2 separate regions of the Homo sapiens genome follow, and region 1 is linked to region 2. A link is a loop called in an ENCODE intact Hi-C map of the cell type or tissue named here. Cell type or tissue: breast epithelium. All regions are shown on one strand. Links, peaks and the distances in the headings refer to the core of each region. The heading gives the core; the rest is flanking DNA. Region 1 has its middle 7.4 kb from the start of RRAGB. Region 2 has its middle 91 kb from the start of PAGE3.

Region 1 (11,373 bases), core at 1,458-9,457, 350 kb before region 2:
CTAGAGGTTGTGAAGCAGTGAGCCACTCCCGCTGTGGCATGCCCTGCAAGGGGGATAGGGGAACTTCCCTCGTTTCACTTACAGCACCCAGACCAGTAATCTGGCCCAGCCAGTTCTGCGATCCCACCCAGGAACAGAAGATAGCAAGAAAAACTCACTTAGAGCCCCCTATGATTCCATATCCAACTTGACCAGTCAACACTCCCCACTTCCCAAGCCCCTACCCACCAAATTATTGTTAAAAATTTCAATCCCCCGAAACTGATTTGAGTAATAAAACTGCAGTCTCACCCACAGCTGGCTCTGCATGAATTACTCTTTCTCCATTGCAATTCCCCTGTCTTGATAAATCAGCTCTGTCTAGGCAGCAGGCAAGGTGAACCCGTTGGGCAGTTACACTGTCTGCTCCCACACTTTCCACTTGAGGTCCTGTGTGATTCCTTTTCTCCACAACTGCCTTGCCTCAAGAAAAAAGTTATTCTACTCTGATTAGTGATCCTTCGCTCTATCACTAGCTAATCTTTTGTCTCCTTCCAACCAACTACCCCCAAACAAGCTTCCATTCTGGCTTTCCTTGTCTGATGAAAGATCCTGAGTCCCAAACCAGGAAGTCACCTTAGATTCACTGCCCTCCATACGTGTCAATGAGACCAGGTCATGATCAGTCTATTTTCTACTACCTGCCTGCTCTTATTCTTACTGCCACTCTTTTTGTTCCAGCTATCATAATCTCTGGCCTAGATATCCACAATAGCCTACTAAGTGATTTTCCCACAGTGGCAGCTCCAAAGGGGTTGGGAGTGAGTGAGTTGATCTTCATTAGTCATCTCATCCCCCAAAACATTTGACGTAATTAATATGTGCTTGCTTTCTAAAGGCAGCTTTCAAATATGTCTTCCAACACCTACTGCCCCCGGGCTTCACCAGCCAAATTGGCCCCTTAAACCACTCTTTTATAAAAATGTACTGTCTCGGCCAGGTGCAGTGGCTTACACCTGTAATCCCAGCACTTTGGGAGGCCAAAGTGGGCGAATCACCTGAGGTCAGGAGTTCGATACCAGCCTGGCCAACATAGTGAAACCTCATCTGTACTAAAACTACAAAAATTAGCCAGGTGTGGTGGCACGCGCCTATAATCCCAGCTACTCGGGAGGCTGAGGCAGGAGAATTGCTTGAACTCAGGAGGCGGAGGTTGCAGTGAGCCAAGATCGCACCACTGCACTCCAACCTGGGCGACAAAGCAAGCAAAAAAAAAATACTGTCTCCCTGTTGCTGCTGGTATCCTTTTCCCCCTCCTTCAAACCATCCATCCTCTCTAAAAGCTGCTCAAGTGATCCTTTATTTTAATTAATTAATTAACTAGTTTTTGTTGAGACTGGGTCTCACTTTGTTGCCAGACTCAAACTCCTGGCCTCAAGGGATCTGCCCACCTTGGCCTCCCAAGGTGCTGGGATTACAGGTGCGATCAAATTTCTTTTTATCGTCGTTGTAGTTGTTGTTGTTCTTGTTGTTTTTGAGACAGGGTTTTGCTCTCTGACCCAAGCTGGAGTACAGTGGCACAATCATGGCTCACTGCAACCTCAACTTGAGTAATCTTTTAAACCACAAATCGGAGGAGACTACTTCTCTACTTTAAAATCCTCCCATAACTTAAGGAAAAAGTGTGTCAATACAAGGACCTTCAAGATCTGGCCTATAGCAACTCACGAGCTATATTTCTCTACCCACATTCACTACCTCACAAGCTTCATAAGGAACTGCTGATAGTTGCCTCAAAGTGCCAAGAGGCAAGAAGTAAGAAGAGGAAGAAACAGATAAAGAAGGGGAGGGGAGGGATGAAGAAGAAAAGGGGGAGAAGTGGGGAGATGGGAAAGAGGGAAGGAATAGAGGGGTAAGGAGAAGAGGAAAAAGGAGGAAGAGGGGTAGAAGGAAGGGAATGGAAGAAAGGTAGTGGAAAAGGATTGAGAAACTAAATCAAATAAGCATAGATTCCAAATAATGGTGAATAGGGCCAATGTGCAGTGCATTCCTATTGTAAATCAAAAATAAAATACCAAGGTTCCTCAACCATTTGAATGTGCTTTCTCCTCGGCCAGGGCACTCTTTAAAAATGTATCCTGAGTGACTTTCTGGCCATGACAGGAAGTAGGGGTCAAACATGCCTCATTATATTTCTCCAGCTTTAACATCAACACAGACCTTTAAATCTGATAAGAAGCATTTACATTCTATTCTTTCTGAACCTGCAGGCTTCCTGCATGATTAAACTTTAGTCTCCACAACCTCTTATCTTAACCCAAACATTCCTTTCTATTGATCCTAGGTCTTTAAACTCAACCAATTGTCAACCAGAAATTTTTTCAATCTACCTATAAGCTGGAAGCCCCCCTCCCACCCCCACTCCGAGTTGTCCCACCTTTCTGGGCCAAACCCATATATTTCTTACATGTATTTGACTGAAGTCCCTTGTCTCCCTAAAATGTATAAAACCAAGCTGCACCGCAGCCACCTTGGGCACTTGTTTTCAGGATCTCCTGAGGACTGTATCACAGGCCATGGTCACTCCTATTTGGCTCAGAATAAATCTCATCAAATGTTTTCCAGAGTTTGACTCTTTGTTGACACTATATAGTCCAGCAGTTCAGATTCTGGTTTCTACCCAGGTACCTTTGGCTGCTTATTTTTCACATTTTTATTCTTAAAAAAAAAAAAACCCTTACATACATAGGAAGCGGAGGTCACTTTTTATTTTTGTTGAATTAATTTTTAAACATTTAATTATAGGTTCTTTTCAGAAAGTGTGAACTAAGCTCTATTACTCACACATTCATTCAACAAATGTTTATTGAGCAGCCTTTCGGTGCCAGGAACTGTGTTGGACAGCAGGGATACAAACATCACTCTATTTCAGGTTCCACTGCCTGTCAGATGCTTCTGTCTTAACACCTCAGCTCCACTATACTCACACAAACATCAGCATTCCCTTTGTCTAGATCCCAACACATATATTTTTTTAACCATCCATCTCAGCAAGAAAAAGTAATACAGGCCCCCAACAAATCCTTTAATAAGTTTCATTTTATGCCCTAAATTCAATCTAGTTACCTGTATCTGCAAACATACTCCTGAGTCTCCAATACTCAAACTGTCACTCATAAGTTGCCTGCCCTTCTCCTCCTCCACCTTTCCCTTCTTCCTCTTTTTCCATAGCTCACTGCTACTTCCCAGAGCTCCTTAAGTTTACTCCTACATACTGCTAGCAGCTCTTTTCTCCCCATTCCCACATCATGGCTTAAAATATCACAAAATGTTCTATTTAACAAGATTTAACGACTTGATTGATGAAAACTTAATGTGGGGACTTTCAGTTTCCAATCCTACATATAAGGAGCTTAAAAGTCACCACTCCATGTTAACAATAAGTAAAAAACTGAACAAACTGAAAAATCAACAATTAGTCTTAATTCCTTTAGAGAAGTGAGGCCACAGGACACACAGCTGCTGCCAGAATTGGGGAGAGAGGCAAATACAGATAATGACAAGTTTCCAGACCAAAATTCCATGAGCAGAAGCCTCCATGGGAGCCATTACCTAGGTAGAAAAACCTGAACTGTCAGAGGTATTTGAACCAGAGCAACTCCATCTTTAGTAGGGGCTGGGTAGAATAAGGCTGAGACCTGCTGGGCTGCATTCCCAGACAATTAAGGCATTCTAAGTTACAGGATGAGATACAAGGTCAGCACAAGATACAGGTCATAAAGACCTTGCTGATAAAACAGGTGGCATTAAAGAAGCCGGTTAAAACTCACCAAAACAAAGATGGTGACGAGAGTGACCTCTGGTTGCCCTCACTGCTACACCAACCAGCACCATGACAGTTTACAAATGGCATGGCAATGTCAGGAAGTTACTCTATAAGGTCTAAACAGGGGATGCATGAATAATCCACCCCTTGTTTAGCATATCATCAAGAAATAACCATAAAAATGGGCAACCAGTGCCCCTTGGGACTGCTCTGTCTATGGAGTAGCCGTTCTTTTATTACTTTACTTTCCTAATATCTTGCTTTCACTTTATGGACTTGTCCTGAATTTTTTCTTACAACCACCAAAGGGACTATACTGCAGAAACACCTAACCCAAAGACTAACTTTGGGTAAGTGGTGGGGTCTAGTAACATCTTTTTGACAAACCTCGAAGGGACAATACTGAAGAAACAACCCGACCAAAAGGAAATAAACTGCAGCACTGATTGTCCCATTTTGGGTAAGTGGTGGGGTACCCAGGTAAAGGACGCGATTGGGTTAGAGGCCCAATTTAGAGGAGTTAAAGTCTCTCATAAGACAGAGTGGGTTAGAGGCCCCTCTTAATAAAAGGCAAGGACACTTGACCAACCTTGGGTTAGAGGCCCAACTTAGGAAAATTAGGTTCCCTTCTAAGACTTAGGGGGTTAGAGGCTCCTCTCAGTAAATTCCCTTTTGGCTAAGAATGAGTTTGGCACTACAGGATGTTAACTGCTATTATCTTTGGAATAATCTGCCTTGCACCCTTTGCTGTGGGTGACAGGATTAGGCATGTACAGGATAGTGGGATATGGGGGGCTTTTTTCTCCCCAAAAACGAGAAAGTTGAGAGCTGATGGGACTGCTGGAAAATATGCCTTCACAACTGAAAAGCGCCCATCTGAACTTTTGATTCAGTGTGGCTGCAGGGGGTGGGTCTTTTGCTTTACCTCCCTGAGTTCTTCACCTTCCCCACCCTGCCACAGGCAATGCTTTTCTTTCTCTCCCTTCTCTTTCCTATCTTTTCTATTACTCAGGGTGACCATCTTGCCCAGAGACCACAAGTTGAAACTCCTGGTCAGAGGTTGGATTAATGATAATGGGGCCCAACCAGGGGCAAGTTTGGGCCTTGCCAGTTTGATATTGCACAGTGGCTAATGTCTATGTTTTGTCATATGTATTTTGCTCTGGCCAGAACAGAAAATGATAATTTTCCTTAGTGTTGCAGCTTGGCCCCCAGGGCTATGGTGCAGGAAGCCGGGTCACTAGGTTGAATCAGGGAAAGGAAACCCAGAAGCCTGGCATGCTGGCAAAAGAGCAAGAATTTCTTATGAGTCAGACTTCTGGTCTCTCTCTCTCTCCCCCCGCTCCCCCGTGCAAACCAGTTGAAAGAATGGTAAAAATAACTGTTTATTTCCTGTGTAATGTTTGATTAATGGATAAAAAGGATTTATGAGGATTTGTGAGGCTAGTCTTAAGCTGTAGCAAATCTGGCATTCTTTGTATGTCTTTCTGTATTGTTCTGTCATAAAAGAGGAGTACCTTAGGATGGAACATGGCCCTAGGACCCCAGAGCCCACTATTCAAGATGGCCCAGAAAACTGGTTACAAACTTTGCTGCAGTTCCCTGAAAAAAAACTGGATGAGGTTTCCCTCTTGCCTTTTATGTCCTTGGAAGCTTGACATTATAACCACGTGGCCATGCTTTCTCTTTTTACAATAGTAGCCCAGGTTCAGGTTTTAATTCCTGGCTTGCAGAATGAGTCCTTTATCTTCTGTCTGTCTGTATAATTATATGTGTTATGTGTGTGTAATATAAAAGAGCATTAATTAATTGGTTTAATAATAATAAGAGCTTAAATTAAATATTTTGTCAGAAAAGTAAAAGTGTAATGCCTTTTATTTAGTTCATGTGACTTAATCTTTGGGAAATAAAGACCTTTCTAAATATTATTGGTAAAATAAAAATATCTTCAAAAATGTAAGCATTTGGTCTAAATTAAGCAGGTTAGACATTAAGTTTGCTAAATGCTTTAAGTCCATAAACTGCTTCTTTGACTTTTGAAAATTGTTCAATTTACCTAACTTGGACATTAGATTCTAGATAAGGCCTGGGGACAAGTTGAATTAGGCATGCTCCCTAGCTATGCAAAGAAAATTATAAAGAAAAGACATTTTATAAAACAAAGGATGTTGTATGGTAAATTCTTGTCCTAAAGTAAAACGAATAGTTGTTTAACAAGAGCAATGTTTAGGACAAGTCAGAAAGTCCAAGCATGTCATAGATGGTCTGTATAAGTCATGAAAGAATTTGCAAAGGGAATTTATGCAAGAAATGTGCAATTTAAAGGTGATTAGCCCTCCTAAATACTTCATAAAATGCCACTATGACTCTTAACTGTACAACTTGCCTGTTTTACAGCTAGGTAAGGCCTGGGACACATGAAGTTAGAGACTAGAAAGAGTCATACCTTATCTGCACTTCTATCTGAGTCCTAGGCTCCACATCTAGTACATAATTAAAATCCTAAACTTACCAAGGTTTTCATCGAAAGTAAAAATTGCCAAAAGTTAACACTGTAACATGTAATTAAGACTATTAAAGAAACAGTTCTACATGTAAGGCTTGTAAGGAAAGTGAATTGTGTTTTTGGTAAAAAAAAAATATATATATATATATAAAAAGTCATGGAAATGTGGATTTTTTTTTTTTTGCCAAAAGGGTTAAAGGATTGTTTTACATTATGATAAAGCTAAAGGTTTAAGCAAGTTGTGGAAGGTTTGTGAAAAACTATTTGTAAAAGAGATTCTGTATGTGGACATTGCCTAAAATTAAAGGAGTATTATTCAGTTTTTCTGTAAATTTAGCATTGGAATAAAAGCACAACAGGTTTTTCTTAGAGCAAAAACATGCTTATGATCTGCTCTTAAACAAAAATTTGAAAAGGGTATTAAAAGGTTTCTGAAAATCTTACCTTATGGTCAAACTGATTAAGATTGATTATATTTGTCTATAAAGTTTTATTAAGAATTGGGTTTGCATCATTCTCAGCAAACTAACACAGGAAAAGAAAACCAAACACCAAATATTCTCACTCATAAGTGGGAGTTGAAAAATGACAATGGACACAGGGAAGGAAACATAACATACCAGGGTCTGTCAGGGGGTGGGAGGCAAGGGAAGGGCTAGGATTAGGACAAATACATAATGCTCGCAGGGCTTAAAACCTAGATGACAGGTTGATGGGTGCAGCAAAGCACCATGGCATATATATACCTATGTAACAAACCTGCATCTTCTGCACATGTATCCCAGAACTTAAAGTATGTTAAAAAACAATATAAAGTAAAATAAAATAAAATAAAATAAAACTGGGTTTGACATCAATAATGCACTAATGCAATAGTGACATTTGGCTTATTTTGTGTAAAACTTATACAGGAAGCATTGTCAAATATGAAATGGTATTTGGCTTTCTTTGAGCTGTAATTCTATAAATGTGTTTTTGACATATGTTATAAAATTATGGATAACTATAATTCTGATATGACTTTGTATATGTTATTAATAATTATATTTGTTACATAAAATCATTTTACATCACAGAGGTAATCAAATTTCTTTGTGAATTGTGTTATTGTATTTTATTTTATTTTTATTTTTTAAATATACGTTAAGTTCTGTGGTACATGTACAGAATGTGCAGTTTTGTTACATAGGTATACACATGCCATGGTGGTTTGCTGCACCCATCAACCCGTCATCTACTTTAGGTATTTCTTCTACTGCTATCCCTCCCCTGGCTCCCCATGCCTGGACATGCCCCAGTGTGTGATGTTCCCCTCCCTGTGTCCATGTGTTCCCATTTTTCAAATCCCACTTACAAGTGAGAACATGCAGTGTTTGATTTACTGTTCTTCTGTTAGTTTGCTGAGAAAGATGGTTTCCAGCTTCATCCATGTCCCCGCAAAGACATGAACGCATCCTTTTTTATGGCTGCATAGTATTCCATAGTGTATATGTGCCACATTTTCTATATCCAGTCTATCATTGATGGGCATTCGGATTGGTTCCAGGTCTTTGCTATTGTGAATACTGCTGCAATAAACGTACGTGTTCATGTTTCTTTATATTAGAATGATTTATAATCCTTTGGGTATATACCCAGTAATGGGATTGCTGGGTCAAATGGTATTTCTGATTCCAGATCCTTGAGGAGTAACCACACTGTCTTCCATAATGGTTGAACTAATTTACACTCCCACCAACAGTATAAGAGTGTTCATATTTCTCCACATCCTCTCCAGCATCTCTTGTTTCCTGACTTTTTAATGATTGCCATTCTAACTGGCAGGAGATAGTATCTCATTGTGGTTTTGATTTGCATTTCTCTAATGACCAGTGATGATGAGCTTTTTTCATATGTAAGTAGGCTGCATAAATATCTTCTTTTGAGAAATGTCTGTTCATATCCTTCGCCCACGTTTAGATGGGGTTGTTTTTTTTCTTGTAAATATGTTTAAGTTTCTTGTAGATTCTAGATATTAGCCCTTTGTCAGATAGATAGATTGCAAAAATTTTCTCCCATTCTGTAGGTTGCCTGTTCATTCTGATGATAGTTGCTCTTGCTGTGCAGAAACTCTTTAGTTTAATTAGATCCCTTATGTCAATTTAGGCTTTTGTTGCCATTGCTTTTGTTGTTTTAGTCATGAAGTCTTTGCCCATGCCTATATCCTGAATGGTATTGCCTAGGTTCTCTTCTAGGGTTTTTATGGTTTTAGGTCTGATGTTTAAGTCTATATTTCACATTGAGTTAATTTTTGTATAAGGTGTAAGGAAGGGGTCCAGTTTCAGTTTTCTGCGTATGGCTAGCCAGTTTTCCAAACACCATTTATTAAATAGGGAATCCTATCCCCATGGCTTGTTTTTGTCAGGTGTGTCAAAGATCAGATGGTTGTAGATGTGTGGTGGTATTTCTGAGGCCTCTGTTCTGTTCCATTGGTCTACATATCTGTTTCGGTACCAGTACCATGCTGTTTTGGTTACTGTAACCTTGTAGTACAGTTTGAAGTCAGGTAGTGTGAGGCCTCCAGCTTTGTTCTTTTTGCTTAGGATTATCTTGGCTATGCAGGCTCTTTTTTGGTTCCATATGAAATTTAAAGAAGTTTCTTCCAATTCTGTGAAGAATGTCGTTGGTAGCTTGATGGGGATAGCATTGAATCTATAAAATACTTTGGGCAGTATGGCCATTTTCACGATATTGATTCTTCCCATCCATGAGCATGGAATGTTTTTCCATTTATTTGTGTCCTCTCTTATTTCCTTGATCAGTGGTTTGTAGTTCTCTTTGAAGAGGCCCTTCACATCCCTTGTAAGTTGTGTTCCTAGGTATTTTCTGTTTGTAGCAATTGTGAATGAGACTTCACTCATGATTTGGCTCTCTGTTTGTCTGTTATCGGTGTATAGGAATGCCTGTGATTTTTGCCCATTGATTTTGTATCCTGAGACTTTGCTGAAGCTGTTTATCAGCTTAAGGAGATTTTGGACTGAGACCATGGAGTTTTCTAAATATACAAGCATGTCATCTGCAAAGAGAGACAATTTGACTTCCTCTCTTCCTATTTGAATGTCCTTTATTTCTTTCTCTTGCCCAATTGCCCTGGCCAGAACTTCCAACACTATGTTGAATAGGAGAGCTGTGAGAGAGGGCATCCGTGTCTTGTGCTCATTTTCAAACGGAATGCTTACAGCTTTTGCTCCTTCAGTATGATATTGGCTATGGGTTTGTCATACATAGCTCTTATTAGTTTGAGATATGTCCCCTCATTACCTAGTTTATTGAGAGTTTTTAGCATGAAGGGGTGTTGAATTTTGTTGAAGGTCTTTTCTGCATCTATTGAGATAATCTTGTTTTTTTGTCATTGGTTCTGTTTATGTGATGGATTACATTTATTGATTTGCTTGTGTTGAACCAGCCTTGCATCACACGTATGAAGCCAACCTGATCATGGTGGACAAGCTTTTTATGTCTTACTGGATTTGGTTTGCCAGTATTTTATTGAGGATTTTTGCATCAATGTTCATCAGGGATATTGGCCTGAAATTTTCTTTTATTGTTGTGTTTCTGCCTGGTTTTGGTAGCAGGATGATGGTGGCCTCATAAAATGAGTTAGGGAGGAGTCCCTCTTCTTCTATTGTTTGGAATAGTTTCAGAAGAAATGGCATCAAATCCTCTTGTACCTCTGGTAGAATTTGGCTGTGAATCCGTCTGCTGCTGGACTTTTTTTGGTTGGTAGGCTATTAATTACTGCCTCAATTTCAGAATTTGTTATTGGTCTATTCAGGGATTCAACTTCTTCCTGGTTTAGACTTAGGAGTTTGTGTGTGTCCAGGAATTTGTCCATTTCTTCTAGATTTTCTAGTTCATTTGCATAGAGGTGTTTATAGTATTCTCTGATGGTAGTTTGTATTTCTGCAGGATCAGTGGTGATATCCCCTTTATTATTTTTTATTCCGTGTCTTTGTTTCTTCTCTCTTTTCTTCTTTGTTAGTCTGGCTAGTGGTCTATCTATGTTGTTAATCTTTTCAAAAAACCAGTTCCTGGAGTCATTGATTTTTTTGAAGGTTTTTCCTGTCTCTATATCCTTCCATTCTGCTCTGATCTTAGTTATTTCTTGTCTTCTGCTAGCTTTTGAATTTGTTTGCTATTGCTTCTCTAGTTCTTTTAATTGTGATGTTAGGGTGTCGATTTTAGATCTCTCCTGCTTTCTCTTGTGGGCATTTCATGCTATAAATTTCCCTCTACACACTGCTTTAAATGTGTCCCCAAGATTCTGGTACATTGTGCCTTTGTTCTCCTTGGTTTCAAAGAACATCTTTATTTCAGCCTTCATTTCATTATTTACCCAGTAGTCATTCAGGAGCAGTTTTTTCCGTTTCTATATAGTTGTGCGGTTTTGAGTGAGTTCCTTATCCTGAGTTCTAATTTTATCGCACTGTGGTATGAGAGACTGTTTGCTATGATTTCCGTTCTTTTGCATTTGCTGAGGAGTGTTTTACTTCCAATTATGTGGCCAATTTTAGAATAAGTGCAATGAGTTGCTAAGAAGAATGTATAGTCTGTTGATTTGGGGTGCAGAGTTCTGTAGATGTCTATTAGGTCCGCTTGGTGCAGAGCTGAGTTCATTTCCTAGACATCCCTGTTAACTTTCTGTCTCATTGATCTGTCTAATGTTGACAGTGGGGTGTTAAAGTCACCCACTATTATTGTGTGGGAGTCTAAGTCTCTTTGTAGGTCTCTAAGAACTTGCTTTGTGAATCTGGGAGCTCCTGTTTTTGGTGCATGTATATTTGGGATAGTTAGCTCTTTTTGTTGCATTGATCCCTTTACCATTATGTAATGCCCTTCTTTGTCTCTGTTGATTTTTGTTGGTTTAAAGTCTGTTTTATCAGAGACTAGGATTGGAACCTCTGCTGTTTTTTTGCTTTACATTTGCTTGGTAAATATTCCTCCATCCTTTTTTTGAGCCTATATGTGTCTTTGCATGTGAGATGGGACTCCTGAATACAGCACACTGATGGGTCTTGACTCT
Region 2 (11,373 bases), core at 1,394-9,393:
AGATTGTCAATGGTAGTTTAATGGGAATAGCATTAAATCTGTAAATTACTTTGGGCAACGTGGTCATTTTCACAATATTGATTCTCCTATCCATGAGCATGGAATATTTTTCCATTTGTTTGTGTCCTCTCTGGTTTCCTTGGGCAGTGGATCGTAGTTCTCCTTGAAGAAGTTCTTCACTTCCCTTGTTAGTTGTATTCCTAGGTATTTTATTCTTTTTGTAGCAATTGTGAATGGGAGTTCATTCATTATTTGGCTCTCTGCTTGTCTGTTTTTGGTGTATCAGAATGTTTGTGACTTCTGCACACTGATTTTGTATCCTGAGACTTTGCTGAAGTTGCTTATCAGCTGAAGAAGCTTTTGGGCTGAGACAATGGGGTTTTCCAGATATAGGATTATGTCATCTGCAAACGAAGACAATTTTATTCCCTCTCTTTCTATTTGAATACTCTTTATTTCATTCTCTTGACTGATTGCCCTGGCCAGAACTTCCAATACTATGCTCTATAAGGGTGGTGAATGTGTGTAAAAATACTACAAAGGATAAAAAGGAAAGTGAAAAAGTAAAAAAAAAAAAAAAGGGTGGTGAGAGAAGGCATCCTTGTCTTGTGCTGGTTTTCAAGGGGAATGCTTCCAGCTTTTGCCCATTCAGTATGATATTGGCTGTGGGTTTGTCATAAGTAGCTCTTATTATTTTGAGGTGTGTTCCTTCAATGTCTAGTTTGTTGAGAGTTTTTAACATGAAGGGATGTTGAATTTTATCAAACGTTTTTTCTGTGTCTATTGAAATAATCCTGTGGGTTTTCTCTTTAGATCAGTTTATGTGATGAATTATGTTTATTAATTTGCATATGTTGAACCAGCCATGTATCCCAGGAATGAAGCCAACTTGATCATGGTGGACAGGCTTTTTTACGTGCTGCTGGATTTGGATTGCCAGTATTTTATTGAAAATTTTTGCATCAACATTCGTTAGGGATACTGGCTTAGTTTTTTGGTTGTTGTTGTATCTCTGCCAGGTTTTGGTATCAAGATAATGCTGGCTTCATAGAATGAGTTAGGAATAAGTTCCTCCTTTTCAATTGCTTTGAATAGTTTCAGAAGAAAGGGTATCAGCTCCTTATTGTACTTCTGATAGAATTCAGCTGTAAATCCACCTTGTCCTGGGCTTATTTATTTATTTATTTATTTATTTATTTATTTTTGGCTGATAGGCTGTTTATTACTGCCTCAGTTTCAGAACCTGAATTGGTCTATTCAGGGATTCAACTTCTTCCTGGTTTAGTCTTGGAAGGGTGTGTGTGTCAAGGAATTTATCCATTTCTTCTAGATTTTCTAGTTTATGTACATAGAGGTGTTTACAGTATTCTCTGATGGTTGTTTGTATTTCTGTGTTGTCAGTGGTGATATTCCCTTTATTATTTTTTATTGTGTCTATTTGATTCTTCTCTCTTTTCTTCTTTATTACTCTAGCTAGTGGTCTATTATTTTTTTTCAAAAAAAAAAAAAAAAAACACCAGCTCCTGGATTCATGTATTTTTTAAGGGTTTTTCTTGTCTCTATATCCTTCAGTTTCACTCTAATCTTGGTTATTTCTTGTCTTCTGCTACCTGTGGGGTTTGTTTGCTCTTGGTCCTCTTGTTCTTTTAGTTGTGATGCTAGGGTGTCGATTGAGATCTTTCTAGCTTTTTGATGTGCGCATTTAGTGCGATAAATTTCCCTCTTAACAGTGCTTTAGGTACCTCCCAAATATTCTGGTACATTGTCTCTTTGTTCTCATTGGTTTCAAAGAACTTCTTGATTTCTGCCTTAATTTCATTATTTACCCAGGAGTCATTCAGGAGCAGGTTGTTGAATTTCCACGTAGTTGTGTAGTTTACAGTGAGTTTCTTAATCTTGGGTTCTAATTTGATTGTGCTGTGGTCTGAGAGACTGTTTGTTGTAATTTCAGTTCTTTTGCATTTTCTGAAGAGTGATTTACTTTTAATTACATGATCAATTTTAGAGTAAGTGCCATGTGGCACCAAGGAGAATGTGTATTCTCCTTGTTGTTTTGGGGTGGAGAGTTCTGTAGATATCAATCAGGTCCACTTGATCCAGAGCTCAGTTCGAGTCCTGAATATCTTTGTTAACTTTCTGTAACATTGATCTGTCTAATATTGACAGTGGGGTGTTAAATCTCCCACTATTATTGTGTGGGAGTGTAAATCTCTCTGTAGGTCTCTAAGAGTTTGTTTTATGAATCTGTGCTCCTATATTGGGTGCATATATATTTAGGACAGTTAGCTCTTCCTGTTGAATTGACCCCTTTACCATTATGTAATGCCCTTGTTATTTTTTATCTTTGTGGGTTTAAAGTCTGTTTTGTCAGAAACTAGAATTGCAACTTTGCTTTTTTCTGTTTTCCATTTGCTTGGTAAATTTTCCTCCATCCTTTTCTTTTGAGTCTATGTGTGGTTTTGCATTTGAGATGGGTCTCTTGAATAGAGCACACCAATGGATCTTGACTTTTTATCCAGCTTGCCACTCTGTATCTTTTAGTTAGGGCATTTGGTTCATTTACATTTAAGTTTAATATTGTTATGTGTGAATTTGATCCTAACATCATGATGTTAGTTGGTTATTTTGCAGACTTGTTTATGTAGTTGTTTCATAACGTCACTGGTTTGTGTACTTCAGTGTGTTTTTGTAGTGGCTGGTAATGGTTTTTCCTGTCCATATTTAGTGCTTCCTTCAGGAGTTCTTGCAAGGCAGGCCTGGTGGTGATGAATTCCCTCAGCATTTGCTTGTCTAAACAAGATTGTGTTTCTCCTTCACTTATGAAGCTTAATTTGGCCAGATATGAAATCCTAGGTTGGAAATTATTTTCTTTATGAATGTCGGATATTGGCCCCCAATCTCTTCTGGCTTATAGGGTTTCTGCTGAGAGGTCTGCTGTTAGTCTGATGGGCTTCCCTTTATAGATTACCTGGCCCTTCTATCTGGCTACTTTTAACATTTTTTCCTTCATTTTGATCTTGGAGAATATGACGATTATGTATCTTGGGGTTGATCTTCTCATGGAGTATTTTACTGGGGTTCTCTGGACTTCCTGAATTTGAATGTCTTGCTAGGTTGGGGAAGTTCTCTTGGATGGTATCCTGAAGTGTGTTTTCCAACTTGGTTCTATTCTCCCCATCTCTTTTAGGTACTCCTGTCGTTGTAGGTTTGGTCTTTTAACATAATCCCACAGTTCTCGGAGGTTTTGTTCATTCCTTTTCATTCTTTATTCTCTAATCTTGTCTGCCTGCCTTATTTCAGCAAGATAGTCTTCAAGCTCTGATATCCTTTCTTCTGCTTGGTTTATTCAGCTATTGATACTTTTGTTTGATTTGTGAAGTTCTCACATTGTGTTTTTCAGCTCCATCAGATTATGTTCCTCTCTAAACTGGTTATTCTGGTTAACAGCTCCTGTAATGTTTTGTCATGGTTTTTAGTTTCTTTGCAGTGAGTTAGAACATAAAACTTTAACTCAGTGAAGTTCATTATAATCCATCTTCTGGAGCCTTTTTCTGCCAATTCATCCATCTCAGCCTCAGCCCAGTTCTATGCCCTTGCTAGAGACGTGTTGTGATCATTTGGAGGTGAAAAGGCACTCTGGATTTTTTGGTTTTCAGCATTTTTGCAATGATTCTTTCTCATCTTCTTGGGTTTATCTACCTTTGATCTTTGAGGCTGCTGACTTTTGGGTGGGGTTTTCCTGGGCTCTCTTTCATTGATGTTGTTGTTGCTATTTCATCTGCTTTTAGCAGTCAGGCCCCTCTTCTGTAGGGCTGCTGTGGTTTGCTTGGGGTGCACTCCAGACCCTATTCACCTGGGCCCCTCCCACCCCTGGAGATATCACCAGTGGAGGCTGCAGACCAGCCAAGATGGCAGCCTGCTCCTTCCTGGGGGAGCTCTGTCCCAGAGGGGCACTTACCTGATGCTGCCTGGAATGCTCCTGTATGAGGTGTCTGAAGACTCCTGTTTGTAGGTCTCAGTCAGGAGGAGCAGGATCAGGGACCCATTTAAATAAGCAGTCTGTCTGCCCCTTGGTGGGGCACATGTGCTGCACTGGGTGGAATCCAGGCTGCCCTGACTCTCCAGAGCCAGCAGGCAGAAAAGACTGAGATTACTGATCCACGATATTGCAGCCACCCCTTCCTCCTAGGGGGTCCTCTCAGGGTTATCAGAGTTCTGTCCATAAACCCCTGGCTGTGGATGCTAAGATTCCCACAGGGAGACCCTGCCCAATGAGGAGGAGTGGATCAGGGTCCTGCTTAAAGAAGCGGTCTGGCCACGAACTGGTCCAGCAGCTGTGCTGCACTGTGGGGAACTGCCCTGGGTCCAGACCACACATCTCAGTGGCATGGGTAACCGGGGAAAGCGGCCTACTGGAGCTGCAGTGATTGTGTTGCCTCTCCCCACCCAATCCCCGGAAATTCGGTCCTCTTAGGCAGTCTCTAGAGGGCTGGGCTGGCTGGGGAAGATTCCAAGCCAGTGGGTTTTAGTTTGTGGTGTTCCATTGGAGTGAGGCTGCTTGGCTCCCTGGCTTCAGCTCCCTTTCCACAGGAGTGGAGGAATCTCCTACCTTGCGGACGTTCCCAGAGCTGGAGTATGCAAATAGTCCTGTGTTTCAGTGCCTTCTCACTCAGCCACTTGCCTGAGAAGCCACCAAGGATCTCCCCAGCTTTGTGTTTGGGACCCGAGGCTCTAGTAGCATGGGCTCAGTGGGGGACCTCTTGATCTACGGGTTGGGTAGCAAGGATTGGGAAAAGCTGTGGTTTTCAGGGAGAGGAGACACAATCCCTCACTGTCTCCTTTGCCCTGTGCAGCTGCTGGGTGGGCCATCACTCCACCCTGCTTTCCTCACTCTCTCTGGGTTGTGCCAACCACCTAGTCAGTCCCAAAGAGAACCCTGGTACCTCAATTGAAGATGCAGAGTTCACTCACGGTTTTCATCCTTCTTAGTGGAAAGTGCAGAGAGGAGCTGTTTCTATTCAGCCATCTTGGCTGCTCCTCCCTTTCTCTGGCACTATTTTTTCTTTTACTAATGATTCATACCTGTTTTTTCATTGAGTACCTCACTCCTTTTCCCTTAGGTTTATTTTGTTACTCTTTTCTTCTTATTTTTGTGTTGGGTGCTCATGCAATTTATTATATTTTTAATAACAATGATTGAAAGCTATGATCTTTCTATGAATACATTTAGCCATGTTTAATAGGTTCCTAAGAGTAGTTTAAAAACAATTTTTTAATCTAAATATTCTGATGGAATGGGTAAGGAATGCAGAATGAAAAAATGTAGAGTGCATTAGAAGACTAACCCAAGGTAATTTCCTCCCTAAACATCAAGAGCTTCTTTTAAATTCAGAAGCTTGTGTAATTAATGGTGAGAAATTTGGAAAACACATATGTAAAACACTAAATTACTCAATAAGTACTGCTGTTATGGTATTTGAACTTGAACTCTATAGTGTCCACAGTCGTCTTAGAAGACTGACAGGAGCAAGAAGCATGCTTAGCATGGGCATCCTACTTGCACCCATCCAGAGTATCAGTGACCTATATGCACTCTCCCTACTTCACCAACTACAGTAACTAGAAACTAGATAGCCTGTCACCATTTTATCATTAAATCATTTGCAGTTACATTTGGAGAAGGATTTAAAATGTAATTATTCTTTAAAAGTCAGAAGAATTAAATTGGACTCAGGCCAGAGTCTGATGAAGTATGATAAACAAAATCACACAAAGCAGATTATATTTTATGAATTCTAACCAACAGAACCAGAATACACTGAAAATCATTTTAAAATATCTGACTTGAACTCACTGTTTTCTTCAATTTTGTTTCTTTATTTTTAATTGACAATAATGGTGTATATTTATGGAGTCCAATGTGATATTTGTACATATTATAAAAAGATCCTATCAGGCTAGTTAACACATCTCTTACCTCACGACTTTAGCACTTTTTTGTGGTGAGAATGTTAAAAAAATTGATTCTTTTAGCAATTTTGAAATATACAGTAAATTATTAACTGAATTTAGAGTTTTTATAACAGCAAAGATAAGTTTAGAACTTAAGGGATTGACCCAGAGTCACAAAACTTATGTTAGAGCTGGTAGTACAACCAACCTCAGTACACAGCATATTTCATACACACTGATTTGCATTATAAATGTATTATTTATTTGTAACAATCAGAGCATTATGATAGTATCTTGAAGGTTAAAGGACACTGAAAAGTAAGTAAACACCTTCACGTTTTATAATACAATATTGCTTTGACCCAATGTTTTTCTCTCATAGTTTATAAGTCAAGTATATATGGGATCTGAACTACTTTTCAAAGAATCTTTATGTGTAAACTCTACTACTAAAATAGCAGCATTGTTACCTCTATATGTCTTATGAAACCTTATTTTAAATGACAATGTCAGAGCCATGCTAAACCTACATTTCCTGTATTTCCCCATAGTGTATTAAGAGCAATAAACATCAGCTGTCAAAGAAATCTGAAATCTACACCATGAACAGGATTTCAATTACATTTAAAAGGTAATTTTCTAAAGGATCAGCCAAATGGATTTGAGGGCCCATGGCAAATCTTATAGTCATGACCTCCACCCACTATTGGAGTAACCTGAAACATACTTTGTTAAAATTATCCAAAAGTCCTATGTGTAACTTTCCATAAATGAATCCCAAGCAGAACAAAGAATCAAAAATGACAGAAAAATTATTTGTGAGTTCAGAAAAATTCCTGTCTTCTACTGAGAATAAGGGAAGAGGGGTGAAGACAAATGAATGGGCATTGTTTGAGTCATATTCTGGAAATCTGTTCATAATGAACCACTAAAATAATCCACAGCCTAAATTATGGAAATATTTTGCTTAAAAATACTCTATCTGGAAAAGATGATTCTTTTTCCTGTTAATCTTAGGAACTCAGTCTTTTGAGTTTCCTCACCATAAGATGACTTAACCACCTTTAAAAGTGACTTAAATAATTATAGTAAACCATGTACAAGTATGTCAGTACCCTGAATTATCCAGCTCTTACCAAGCTTACCACACAAAAAATGTAAATCAAAGAAAACAATGGCCATCATTCATTGAGCTCCTTTCCAGAGTCTGCCCCGTTCCTTTCAACTAGATCTATGCCTGTGCCAGCACTGAGCTATCTTACAGTATAGAAATTTGGGTATTAAGCATTTTAAGCAAAATCATTCATTTTTTCTTAAAGCAACATAGATTTTAGGAAGAACACAACCTCTGGAATGAAACATGAATTCTGTAGCTATCATTTGCATCCTCTTTGGTGAGACACGATGACCTAGCCTCAGTTTTCTCATTTACAAAGTAGCTTAACATTCCTACACAACGGGGCTTTAATCAGAGTGTTTCAAGGTATGTTCTTTACATTTTGGCACTTTACATTTGGCACTTTACATTTTGACTTGGCACTCTACACGTGCTATTAAAAGTTGCTTACACTTTTAATGCAATGATTTAAAAATCCAGCAACAATGTTCTAATATCAAATTTAACTAGTGAAATGATGTACAATTTTATGACTAAAATTAAGTAGTTTTCTTAGATTCACTAGAGATTAGCTCTGAAAAGTACTGTATTTTCCAAGCACACCAAGTAAGTCTTGACGAGAAAGGGAAAATTCATGACGAGGGACTGCACATGGTTGCAAGCCCACTTCACTTTCAAGCCAATTTTTAGGGAATGTTTGATATCCTTCTCTAATGCTCTCTCTTCTGTTCCTGATCTGTCATAATGCATGATGCACACATAAACCTCCATCCATAGGCATTCTTCTTCCCCTTCTTTTCACTTTGAACCACAGATATTTCTTCATCTCCTTTCTCTTGAACGGAAGAAATATTCCAACTTTTAGGTGGTGGTGTCTCTTGTTGAGGTTGTTCATCACCGGGCTGCTGGACCTAGGAATATGTGTGCGCAAATTCAAAGTTTTGTTATTAATACATGCCAATAGAGATGACATCAACAAGATGGTGGAGTAGAAAGTTTCAAGCTCCAACCCCAGCCCACAGAAAGTTCGACTAGCAACTATTCACAGACAAGAACACCTTTTTGAAAACCCCAATAATTGGAATCAAGCCCAAGACAACTGTGTGATCCTCAGAACTGAATGAAAACCAATTTAAAGGGGTAAGAAGAATGGTCTCACTTCAACTGCACCACCCTTCCACCTCCCCTAAGTTGGCACAGTTCCATATGGAGAGGATTTCTCTGAGTGCATGGTTGCTACAAGGGGAAAAGAGAACCAGAGGCAGTCATCCAGCTTTCCTAGCATTCTTAGATGCTCCTCAAAAAGCCTACTCTAGTCTCACCTCATGGGAAACACCAAATGTAATGGGCCCAGGTGGCCAGGGTCAGATAGAAACAAAGAAAGGAGGCAGAGATCATGGTGACCAGCACATGGATCTTCGTGGTACCTCTGTTTTCCTGCTACCTGTTGCACATGATTGGAGACATCAGCCAACTTTATAGCCACCTACAAAGCTGAGTTGGTCACTTTCAGAAGCACAGGGGAAGGCCAACACAGCTTAAATCCTTAGATGGCTAGTTTCCATGCTTGGCCTCAGAGCCCATTCCAATGACTCACCCAAGCAAGGAGATGCCCACCTCTGGCCATCTTGGAGATGTGTGTAGACTAGATCTGCTTGACTCACAAGTCTTCACTCAGCCAAAACATCCGCCCAAGCAGAAAGACCCCTACCTCTGCACATTTCAGAGAAGTGTAGGGGCTATACCTACTCGATCTAGAAGGTCAAAGAGCTTTTCAATTCAGCCAAAACCCCACCCCACAGCTCTTCCAGGACAGGGAGGTAATCCTACATCATGCATTTCATAGAACCGTATCTTCTGGTCCCACCCATCCTGAGCAGCAATTCTGCCTCACCTCAGAGCCCAGCTTGCAGTCTTGCCCAGCTACTCATCTCAAAGAGCAGAACTGCCCAGCCAGGGAATGCATCCTGTGACCAACCTGACCAGAAGCCATTGCAGTACCTAGCCATCAGCTCCGACTGACAACAGTCTCACCAGTGGTGTCACCAGACAGCAGAACCTAGACAGCAGCCCCACCCAACATCAGAGCAAAGACAGTGCAGCAATCCAGCCAACTAGGGAACTCACAACAAGCTCTGCCTACCCATCAACAGCTAGACTTTCCAGAATCACAGGCTAAAGACTTCAATATCCCACTTTCAACAATGGACAGATTATCCAGACAGAAAATTAATCAGGAAACATGGGACACGAACAACACTTTAGAACAAATGGGCCCAACATATATATATACAGACCATTCCATCCAATAAAAGAATACACATTATTCTCAACTGCACTTGGAACATTCTCCAGGATTGATCACATTAGGACACAAAACAAGCCTTAGCAAATTTTAGATGACTAAAATCATATCAAGTGTCTTTTCCGACCACAATGGTATGAAACTACAAATGAATAAAAGTAGGAATTCCAGAAAACTTACATACATGGAAATTAAACAACATGCTCTTGAACAACCAGTGGATCCACAAAGAAAGTAAAAGGGAAATTTAAAAAAATATTTGGGAAAAACAAAAATAAAAATGCAACATACCACCCATGTTTATAAAGTACAACAAAAGCAGTTCTAAGAGGAAAGTAATAAATGCCTACATCAAAAAGAAGAAAGCTCTCAAAAATAATTTCACATTACTTTTCAAAAGAAAGGACAAATTAAGCCCAAAGTTAGCAGAAAGAAACATATAGCAAAGGTCAGAGCAGAAATAAACAAAATACAAACTAAAAAGGAATAAAAAAAATCAATGAACTAAGTGTTGGGTTTTTGAAAAGATAAACAAAGCCAACAAAACTTTAGATAAACTACCAAAGAAAAAAAGTGAGAAAATTCAAATGAATCAGAAATAAAAGAGACATTGCAGCTGATAAGAAATGAATAAATTCCTAGACACATGCAACTTACAATGACTGAATCATGAAGAAATAGAAAATCTGAACAACACAATAATAAGATTAATCAGTCATAAAAATTTCTCCCGTCAAAGAAAAGCACAGGAACTGATGGCTTCACTGCTGAATTCTATCAAACATTTGAATAATGAATACCAATATTTCTCAAACTCTTCCAAGAAATAAAAGGAGGAAATATTTTCAAACTGTTTTTATGAGGCCAGCACTATTCTGATACCAAAGCTAGACAAGGATATTACAATAAAAGTAATTAATTAACATAGATGCAAAAATCCTCAACAAAATAGTAGCAAACCAAATTCTACAACACATTAAAAGATCATCCACTGTGATCAAATGAGACTTATCCCTGGGCTTGAAGGATGGTTCAACATATGCAAATCAATAAATGTGATACTTCACATCACATAACAGAATGAAGGATAAAAACTGTATAATGACCTAATGAGATGCAGAAAATAATTTGACAAATTCAACATTTTTTCATGATAAGAACTCTCATGGAATTATGTTTCGAAGGAATGTACATCAGCACAAGAAAGGCCATAGAGAAAAGGTCTATGGCAAACATTATACTCCATGGTGAAAAATCTTTCTTCTAAGATCTGGAAGAAGATAAGGATGCCTACTCTAGCCACTTCTATTCAGCATAGTAGTGGAAGGCCTCGACAGGGTAAATTACATAGGAGAAAGACATAGAAGGCATTCAAATTGAAAAGGGAGAAGATAAATTGCCACCATTTGCAAATGACATAATCTTATATATGGTAAGCCTTAAAGATGCCACCAAAATCTGTTAGAAGTAATAAATGAATACACTGTAAAGTTGTAGGATACAAAGTCAACATGCAAAAATCAGTAGCATTTCTATACACTAACCATTAACTATCTGAAAAAGAAAATGGGAACAATCCTGTTTACAATAGCAACAACAACAAAGAATACTCAGGAGTAAATTTAATCAATGAGGTGATAGACCTGTACGATGAAAACTATAAAAACACTGAAGAAAAAAATCGAAGAAGACACAAAACATGGAAAGATATCCCATATTTCATGGATTACAAGAATTAATATTGTTAAAATATGTATACTACCCAAGGTGACCCACAGAGTCAATGCAGTCCCTACCAAAATTTCAATGTTTTTATTCAGGGAAATAGAAAAAAAATCCTAAAATTCACAGGAAACCACTAAAAATACTAAATGGCCAAGGCAATCATGAGCAAAAAGAACAAAGCTGGAGGCATCATTGTACCTGATTTCAAACTATATTACAAAGCTATAATAAATAAAATAGTATTGCACTGGCAAAAAACAGACACATTGACCAG

Evidence for each region. A loop is a pair of places that touch in the nucleus more often than their neighbours do. Peaks named below come from ENCODE experiments on the same cell type or tissue, not always from the same donor. Only the 100,000 strongest peaks of a DNase experiment are listed, where the experiment ranks them.
Region 1: it touches region 2 in a loop (11-fold over the local background); 1 of 110 quality-filtered maps calls a loop at or near these places.

Annotation. Positions count from the first base shown.
Region 1 is chrX:55,704,649-55,716,021 of GRCh38, reverse strand. No RefSeq gene overlaps it. Among named protein-coding and RNA genes, the nearest start is that of RRAGB, 7.4 kb to the left of the region's middle. In breast epithelium, for the core only: no CTCF peak of the experiment used is centred there; a DNase peak (open chromatin) is centred at 5,081; H3K27ac peaks cover 343 bases; H3K27me3 peaks cover 1,143 bases.
Region 2 is chrX:55,349,825-55,361,197 of GRCh38, reverse strand. No RefSeq gene overlaps it. Among named protein-coding and RNA genes, the nearest start is that of PAGE3, 91 kb to the right of the region's middle. In breast epithelium, for the core only: no CTCF peak of the experiment used is centred there; no DNase peak of the experiment used is centred there; H3K27me3 peaks cover 4,551 bases.